Regions from separate parts of the Mus musculus genome. Here region 2 is linked to region 1. Evidence: chromatin loops called from intact Hi-C (ENCODE). Cell type or tissue: heart. All regions are shown on one strand. Each heading gives the region's core, and the rest is flanking DNA. Links, peaks and the distances in the headings are about the cores only.

Region 1 (4,387 bases), core at 219-4,218:
ACTAGACTAAAGCAAGCCATTTGGGAGATTTATTTCCATTTCTGTTTTAATCCGAGCGCAGAGTGTAAATCGGCTGACGCTATAGAACGAGATGATCTAGCAACTGCCTAATTAGTTCTTAAACTACAGTTCTCCGTACCTTCTAGGCTTCGAGCTAAGGATTTGGCCTACACTGTCGCTTAACTTTCGTTTGCAGGGCTTTAAAACGGGACGGTATGGCTTCTACTTCCCATACACATGGAACAAACCTCAGGGGACCCAGTACAGCGGGCGTCCAGCTGGGCCTAAATGAGCTTGAGTCCCAAGCCCTACGCAGTGCCTCCTCACAGCCTCAGAAACGTAAGAAATCCAGACATTTCACAGAAGCGAGTATTCCCGAACCCGCCCCAGGCCTTCCTATTTCTCCAGGCCCTGTGGGCAGATGTGAGGCTCCGATCTCTCTGGCGTCCGCAGCCCAACCCCTCCCTCCAGACCCCGGACGCCGTCTGGGTAATAAAGTAATTCATTTTCCTTAATCTGGTCGCCCCTAATCTACAGCTTTTTATTGCGCCCAGTTAAAAGGCCAGGGAATTCGCTATCCCTCCGTGCTCGGATAATTACCCCTAAATGGCCACGGCAGCCCCTTGTGTTTCCTGGAGATTAGAGCCCGGCAGTCATCAATGCACAGTCCCGGTGAGCCGCCAATCACCTCCTCCACCTCCCCCGGAGCCGCGAGCCTGGGCCCTGGGATAAGAGGCCATATAAAGAAAAGCCCCCCCCCCCCCAACTCCCCAACAGCCTGTTCGAACCCAGTTTACAAGGTCTTCTGTGGTCCCCACTCCAACTTTCCTTCTTTTTGTATCAGTCAAACAAAACAAAACAAAACAAAACAAAACACGTTTCCTTCGAAATCGGGCAAACAAAACTTCTTAAGCCTTGCACCAAAGATATACCTCCAGGAACTGCTTATTTTTCCTACTGGCCCATCAAATGGGCCTCCACTCTGCACCAGCAGACAGACCCACAGTTAGTGAAGTGTGATTGTTTTTGAGGATTCATTGTCTGAGGTCATGTTGAGGCCAGATTGTTGGTGGGTTCTGTTGGTCTTATTTCGGTCTTCACCCAAGGCATCCAGTGGCTTCTTTGGCTAGTAGCAGTTCTCTGGTAGAGGTGTAACTTTCTGGAGAAAAAGTACGTATAGGGAGGGGGTACGTGTTTGCATGAGAACCAAACTCATTTCCCAGATCATGTTACTTGTTCCCGTACCCACAGAACCAACAGGACCTGTACTTTCTTTGATTAACTTTGTCCAGCCCTGGAGACAAAGGCCCATTTTTACTCCGAGGTAAATTTTTGAAGATTGGAAGACATAAGACACTTAGGGCGGCTTTTTTAAAAAAAGAAATTAGTATTATCCCTTGCTACTCTGACAAATAACTATGAACATTCAAAGCAAACACCAAAAGAAAAAAAAAATTGTAAGTGAATTGTGGTCGAGAAAGGGGGCCAGAAGAGGGAAAGGGGACAGAAAGAAATAGCACAGACCATAAGAGAAACTGTGGAAAGAAAGTAGTCTATGGAGAGGAACAGAAGAAGTGGGTAAAGGATGGTGGAGGACGACTGGCAGAAGAGAAGGACTAGTAAAGAAAAGTCCCTCTGGAACTTGGTAGAATCCACATCCAGGAGTGTGGGGGTCCAGCCGGACCGATGCCCACCTGACTTAGCTAGGCGGAAAAGCTCCCCAGGTACCTCCGGCTCTGTCCCGCCTGTGCGGGTCAGGCCCTTCCCCGAGCGCCCCCAGGCCGAGCGCGCCTCGGGGCACGAGCACAGCCCAATGGTTCTCTCCGGACCCGCCCCCTCGCGCTCTGATTGGCCGCTGCCACGCTGGCCTTGCCTTATTAACAAGTTCTCAGGGGAGCGGCGGCGGACCCGGAGCCGGCGAGTGCGCCTGGGAACTCGGCCTGAGCGGCGCAGGGATCCAGGCCCCGCTCGCTCGAGTTGGCCTTCTGGGGAAGCCGCAGGAGGCTCGCGCGCGAGAGCCGGCCGGGCCAGGAACCCAGGAGCTCGCAGAAGCCGGTCAGGAGCTCGCAGAAGCCGGTCGCGCTCCCAGCCTGCCCGAAACCCATGATCCAGGGCTGTCTCGAGCTGCGGCTGGAGGGGGGGTCCGGCTCTGCATGGCCCCGGCTGCTGCTATGACTTCTTTGCCACTCGGTGTCAAAGTGGAGGACTCCGCCTTCGCCAAGCCTGCTGGGGGAGGCGTTGGCCAAGCCCCCGGGGCTGCTGCGGCCACCGCAACCGCCATGGGCACAGATGAGGAGGGGGCCAAGCCCAAAGTGCCCGCTTCACTCCTGCCCTTCAGCGTGGAGGCCCTCATGGCCGATCACAGGAAGCCCGGGGCCAAGGAGAGCGTCCTGGTGGCCTCCGAAGGGGCTCAGGCAGCGGGTGGCTCGGTGCAGCACTTGGGCACCCGGCCCGGGTCTCTGGGCGCCCCGGATGCGCCCTCCTCGCCGCGGCCTCTCGGCCATTTCTCAGTCGGAGGACTCCTCAAGCTGCCAGAAGATGCTCTGGTGAAGGCCGAAAGCCCCGAGAAACTAGATCGGACCCCGTGGATGCAGAGTCCCCGCTTCTCCCCGCCCCCAGCCAGTAAGTAGCCAGCCCTGGATGGAGAGCGAAGGGGCCAAGAGGGGGTGTGGGGCCCGAGGGCGCCAGGCCGCGCGCCGGCGCCGGCTTGTCTCGGGCGTCGGCGTACCTGCAACTGGGTACCTGGAGGCCGTGCAGAGGTTGCGTTGGCGGGAAGACCGCCTTTGAGCCTCTTCCCACTCCCACCCAGGAAGAGAGTTAGAGGCCTAAAGCAGGCAAAGCTTAGTCCGCGCTCCTTGCCTTGGCTCAGTGCCTCCGAGCCTGTCACTTCACTTGTAGCGCGCGGGTGTCTGTGGACCTTCTTATTCTTCCGGTAGTCAGGACACCAGGGGTGCCCTGCTTCTCCACCTGACCCTAAACTCAGTTATTTTGCACCTCAACTTGGATGGGCGCAGCGGCCAGTACATCCTAGCTCTGCGGAGTTTCACTTTCTACTGGTAGACAGCCGTAACCTCGCGCTCCCCATTTAAAGAACCTCTCAAAGGGTTCCGGAGTTCTGCAAAACTCCTGCCCCACCGCGCATCTAATTTTAAGCAGAAACTTGGTGTTTTGGGCGGGTGGATGATTTAGCAAGAGGGGACGATCGCGGACTAGGGGGGATGGTGGTGGTGGTGGAGACAACAAGACAACCAAAAGAGCTCCCTATTAACCACTTTGCTATAGTGTCCGAATGTGTTGGACCAGGCTTTTGAAGCGGACCCAGCAGCCAGCGACGTGTTCCAGGATAGTCCTAGGTCCTTGCGGCCCTTAGGCTTCCTTTCCCCAGCGAACCCGCTCGAAGATATTTCAGGAGCACGGGAAATTCCCAAGTTTTCCTCGTTTCCTCCGATTATTTCGCCCTACATAATAGCGTTGCAAATTCAATGGCGTGATGCTGAGGAACGATTTTTATCTGGGGATTAAACGTCTTTGAAAAGACAGCCCCTCCCTGGGCCTAAAGCTTGAGGAAGGTGGCCCAGAGCCGGGCTGTTGCTGCTGACCAAAGTGACATTTCCCTATGAACCCACCCTTCTTTAGGGCGGCCTGGTGGAAAACGACTCTGGGGCCAACTTCCCGGACTTGCTATGGCCTGAGCTGGGAGAGAAGTGGGGATGCTAACTGGAGATTTCGTTTGACTTACATCCTGGTGGTCTGAGGGCCCAAAGGATTATTGTTTTATTAGAGCTTAAAAAAAAAAAAAGCATAGCTAGGCAAAACCCGAAGATGTTCTCAATAACTAAGTGGTGGGGAGCGTGTGGTTGAGGTTTGTTTTATTCTGTAATGGTTTTGTTAGGCATAGCAGGACTGAAACTCGGTCCCCTAACTAGGCCTGCCCAACAGTGACAGCACTCTATTGGAGATTTAAGCTTTACTCAGGAAACTGAAAGAAAGGGCAGGTGGACATAACCAGTTTCGTCAGACTGGGGACCCTGCCCCCCAACTCCCGATACACACTATGCTTGATGTGGTCCCAGGCGCTGAGGTTTGGAGAGGCTGTAGGGAAAACCGAGGGCAACTGAAATGGCAGATATCTACATAAACAGCCCCATACATATTTTAGAATTGTCACAGTGTGACTTCTTGGATGGCTCTCTAATTTGATTGGCCCTAGAGCCCAGGAGAAACATGTTGTTTGATAGAAAGTGTGGAGTTTCAAGATCCATTCTATGCGATGCAAAGGCCTAGCCCCAACGCGGTGCATTTGTCGGGCACAAATACAAGTGTATGTCTATGGTATGAAACCTGGGTGACTTTGGACTGGGCAAAGGGCCCCTGAGTGTTTTATGAC
Region 2 (4,387 bases), core at 125-4,124, 210 kb before region 1:
TGGGATTAACCACTGTTTCCCTTGTGCCCTACAGAACACCAGCACGGCTCACGGCAGGGCGTTTGTTTATATTTGCATCTCCTCCACCACTGTAACTATAACTCAACAGTGGAACCCTATTACTCTAAAACAGTGCTGGTCAGAAAGTAAGTACTAGGTAGATGTTTACTGTTGGAGGGAGGGGCATTTATCTGGTTCATACAACCTCCTGTGCTTCAACATTATCTGTAAACAGCCATTCATTGACTTGTGCATATATATATGTGTGTGTGTGTGTGTGTGTAATATTTGAGTATTATCTAGTCTGAGGGCCCATGCCTTCAATCTCAGCACTTGGGAGACAGAAGCAGTCACCTTTCTGTAAGATCAAGGCCAGCCTTGTCTACATGGAAAGACCCTGCCTCAAAAAGAGAAATATCAAGCAATGGATTATGTGCCAAGCAGAGGTGAGTTTACTGGAAAACCAATGAAACTTAAAGTTTAGATCCCCCAGATTTGTACCTTTCAATGCTTTGGGCCATTGTGTGTGTGTGTGTGTGTGTGTCTTTAAAAAGACAGGCAGACTGTATATGACCCCCTGGTACTCCAAAAATAACATTTACCCTAGTGTCATAGACACAAAGGGATATAATGCAAACAATCTTTTTTTTTCCTGTTTAGTGGAATCAATAATTGTTCATTCGTTCAACCATTCATTCATTCAAAGAATACTTACTAAGCAATATTGTCAGTAGCACATACAGAAATACTGTCAACATGTTCCTACCCTTATGGAAAAGATTTCTATGTTGGGGACACAGAAGCCGGTTGTGTCCAGAGAACAGGAAGCAGTTTAGAGGACAGTTACAACACTAGTGTTGCTTAAGTGTTGCCGCTCTGAAGGGAAAAGCTTTTACCCTACACTGGTGATGTCCTAAACCAATCTCAGGAGGTACTGAGTCCTACCTATGCCTGGAGGCAAGGATCAAGGAGCGTTCAGCTGAGCGTGGATTTTATTAAACCCTACGAGCAAGAGGAGGTCCAAACAGATTCGTGGAAGGGCGAGGGGAGATAGTGGTGAGCTTTGCGACAGGAAGTGTCAGACTGTGGGAACTCTTGGCGAACTCACTGCCTCAGAAGGTTATAACCTGATTTCAAGGATATCCAAGCACCTCTAACTTACTTCCTTCAGTGCCCAGATATGCGTCCCTTCGTGAGAATAAACCTGTCGCCACCCTGAGCCAGCTGTTAGGTCGGTGAGACAGACTCTCTGTCTTGCTAGAGACTCCCTGTCTTCACCGAGAGCTAAAGAGATAGGCCCAGTTTGGGGTCCAGGGGCCGCGGAGCGTATGCGCCCCTAGCTCCCGCCCGCCGTTCCCATAGCAACCAGCTTACCACTTCACGGGCCCGGCTGGAGAAGTCTCCCTTGGGCCGAGGGCTTCTGCGGAACAGCTCGTCCCGGCTGCCATCGGCCCCGCCACCCACGGCCACTCCCAGAGCCTTATTCCGCGTCTTCACTGTCTTGACGCTAGCCCGGAAGAGCAGTGTGATGTCCACCGCCATAGCGACCCGCAACCCAGGGCCTGAAGCCGGCCAGGCACACGTCAGCAGCTAGCGACCCCGGCAAGAACTCGGTTGCTGAGGGACGTTCCGATTTCGCACTCCTCCGCCTGGGAACTGTGAGCATAGAAGAAAGGTTCCGCACTCCGCCCGTGTAACGCGGAGAGTGGAGAAAGGTTCCGGCTTTAACCCAGAGCCGGAATTCTCCGTTCCAGACAGCTACCCGCAGTGCATCGGCACCCCTTTCTCCTCTCTGCAAAACTCAGCGGGATCAGACGCTCGGAGATTTCCCAGTCTGGACTTCAGGAACGAAAGCATCGGGAAGCTAGAAAGATCGCTCCCCTTATGATTCTTTAGGAGACGGGCGGGCGGTTTGGTTGACAGGTGGGGAGTATCACACTTTTGACTTTTGTCATCAAGGGATCGCCTTGAGTAACAATGAACTATGACCATCTGAGTTGCAGGAGCTAGGAAAGGGTACGTGTACAGAGGTAGGGGCCAGAGACCTTTTTTCTTCAACCTTCAGCCAGTTCGGTAAAGTGAAGCCAGCGCCTTTCTTGGAATGCACAGAGAATTAAACAGAATGTGTGTATAAAACGTCCTCGTGCTGTTTAACTCTTAGTATACAGCTAGTAGATGTTGCCGTTGTTGATAATATGGTTGTCCTCAGTCGTTTTGTTTTGTTTTGTTTTGTTTTGTTTTGTTTTTCGAGACAGGGTTTCTCTGTGTAGCCTTGACTGTCCTGGAGCTCACTCAGTATACCAGGCTGGCCTCAAACTCAGAAATCCGCCTTCCCCTGCCTCCCAAGTGCTGGGATTAAAGGCACGCGCCACCATGCCCTCAGTCTTCTTACTTATAATGTAGAAGAGGCTTAGAGCAGAGATCCCTGAGCGGGGATGTGGAGAGCAGGAACTTATCAGAGCCAGACGAAAGTGAAGCATTCTGAACTTCATGATATCATGTTAGGTTCCTCCTCAATAAGCACTTTTGAAAAGCGCTCTCTTGAATCATAGTTATCAAAGAGAAAGAATGAAATGGAGAACAGAGTTACGTAATTTGACTAAAGTCAGCTAGTAAAATTTTTCTGAGCACTTGGTTCATGGTTCATTTTATTTTTGTGTGCACCTTTCATTAAAAATACAATTATGCCACTTTCTCTCCTTCCCTTTTCTCCCTCCAGCCTCCTCAAGTCCTCTCCCTCCAATTTCTTCCATGTCTCCCAACTCAATCTCAAGTTGATAGCTTCTTCTTCTTTAATTATTATTGTTGCATATATGTGTAAGTATCCATGGATATGCCAGCACAATCTGCTGAAACTGTTGTTATTGTGTATGTGTCTATGGCTTCAGGGATAATCACGTTGTATTGGACAACCAATTAGAGGGTTCTTCCATGGGATAGGCTAACTTCCCTCTCTCAGCAGCCATAGTTGCCTGTAGTTTCTTGTCCAGGAGTGTGACCCCCATGGTTTAGTTTTAGTTCAATATCAATTTCTCTGGGTTTTGTTTTCCTTATAAAAGGAAGCACACTAAGATGTGTGCTAAAATTAGGCTTTTAACAGTCATCAAGATGAAAAGCTAGTTTCATAATAATCCTAGGATCACATTTGCCTTTACACTTGCATGTTCTAATCAGCTGTATGGTTGAGTTTTCCAAGAGACACTGATCTTACAATAAGCTAATTGCAGAGCAGCTGTCTTCCATTAAGCCAGACTTAAAAGAGAATTGCAAAGATGCAAGTGCCAGTTCTTCTTACCGAGTCTTTTATTGTTTTGAAAACTATTTTCCCTATGAAGATGTTTATGTTAATATTTAATAGATGTACTCTGATTACTTTAGGCAGATAAATATTTCTAAGCTTCTCATTTTATTTCTAATATAGTAACTATCAATAGATAAAATCCAAGCAAGCAACAATTGTTTAAGGACCTACATAATTTTGTAGGAATGTAAAAATTTTCTGATGTTTGAGAACCACAGTATTAAAGGCATATTTAAAAGAAATACATGTCAAGGAAATATTCATGTAACAGAAAAGAAGTAAATGATTTGACATCCAGAGTATAACATTTCATCATTCCTGAAGAACACAGTCCATACAACTGGAGTAGAGAAGGAAGAGAGGGAGAGGGAGAGGGAGAGAGAGGGAGAGGGAGAGAGAGAGAGAGAGAGAGAGAGAGAGAGAGAGAGAGAGAGAGAGAGAGAAGAGGACAAAATCTATACTAGTAATTCTAACTTGCATCTTGCATAAATTGTATTTTGTTTTATGCAGACATTAATGAGTCTTTGGCTATGCAAAGGTAAGCCTGGGGCAGAGTAAATGGAAGGAGAATTAAATTGCCTTGCATAACAAAGTGGAGGAGTTGAATTAGGGAAACAAAGAGCAAGCCAGACCCTTGGTGGGGTCCAGGAAGTTAGGAAGTAGATAAGTGGGAAAGGGTTTTATGTAGGAGGAATTGCTGAGCTCCATAAAATACAGTAGTGGTGGGTGGTGCCTTGTGTGAGCCATGTACTCAGTGCAATTGGGTGAGGGTAGAAAGGTGAGCATGAATCTCTAAGTTTTCTGTATAGATCTGTAAATGCAGAGAAAGCTGCAGTGTAGATGAGACCCAAGTGAACTCCATGGTTGTACAGCCTCAAATAATGGCAAATAAATGAATACATGGAACTTGACAAGTTCCAAAGAAAAGGCCGCCTGCCCTCACCTTATGGCTTATTTCCTTCTCTTTTGAATTTCTCCCACCCTGTAATGACTTAAATGGTATATGTTCAAGAACTAGGTCCATATCTAGATTTTTCTTAGACTTTATATTCAGACCCTATATCTAGTAGCTATTAGAACCCAAAA

What was found. Hi-C counts contacts between places; a loop is a spot of excess contacts. Peaks named below come from ENCODE experiments on the same cell type or tissue, not always from the same donor. Only the 100,000 strongest peaks of a DNase experiment are listed, where the experiment ranks them.
Region 2: a loop joins it to region 1, with 3 times the contacts of the local background. A loop is called at or near these places in 5 of 42 quality-filtered maps.

What each region holds. Positions count from the first base shown.
Region 1 is chr5:37,822,100-37,826,486 of GRCm38, reverse strand. It overlaps Msx1 (msh homeobox 1), which reads left to right and starts at 1,902. Exons shown (of 2, transcript NM_010835.2): 1 at 1,902-2,622. The coding sequence starts at 2,154. It overlaps Gm33993 (a long non-coding RNA gene), which reads right to left and starts at 732. Exons shown (of 6, transcript XR_868362.1): 1 at 601-732. It also overlaps Msx1os. RefSeq lists an enhancer at 1-818. In heart, for the core only: no CTCF peak of the experiment used is centred there; DNase peaks (open chromatin) are centred at 1,856, 2,626 and 2,946; H3K4me3 peaks cover 3,263 bases; H3K27ac peaks cover 1,949 bases; H3K27me3 peaks cover 3,562 bases.
Region 2 is chr5:38,036,487-38,040,873 of GRCm38, reverse strand. Stx18 (syntaxin 18) reads right to left here and starts at 1,644. Exons shown (of 11, transcript NM_026959.3): 1 at 1,375-1,644. The coding sequence starts at 1,542. In heart, for the core only: a CTCF peak has its summit at 1,637; a DNase peak (open chromatin) is centred at 1,633; H3K4me3 peaks cover 2,063 bases; H3K27ac peaks cover 1,600 bases.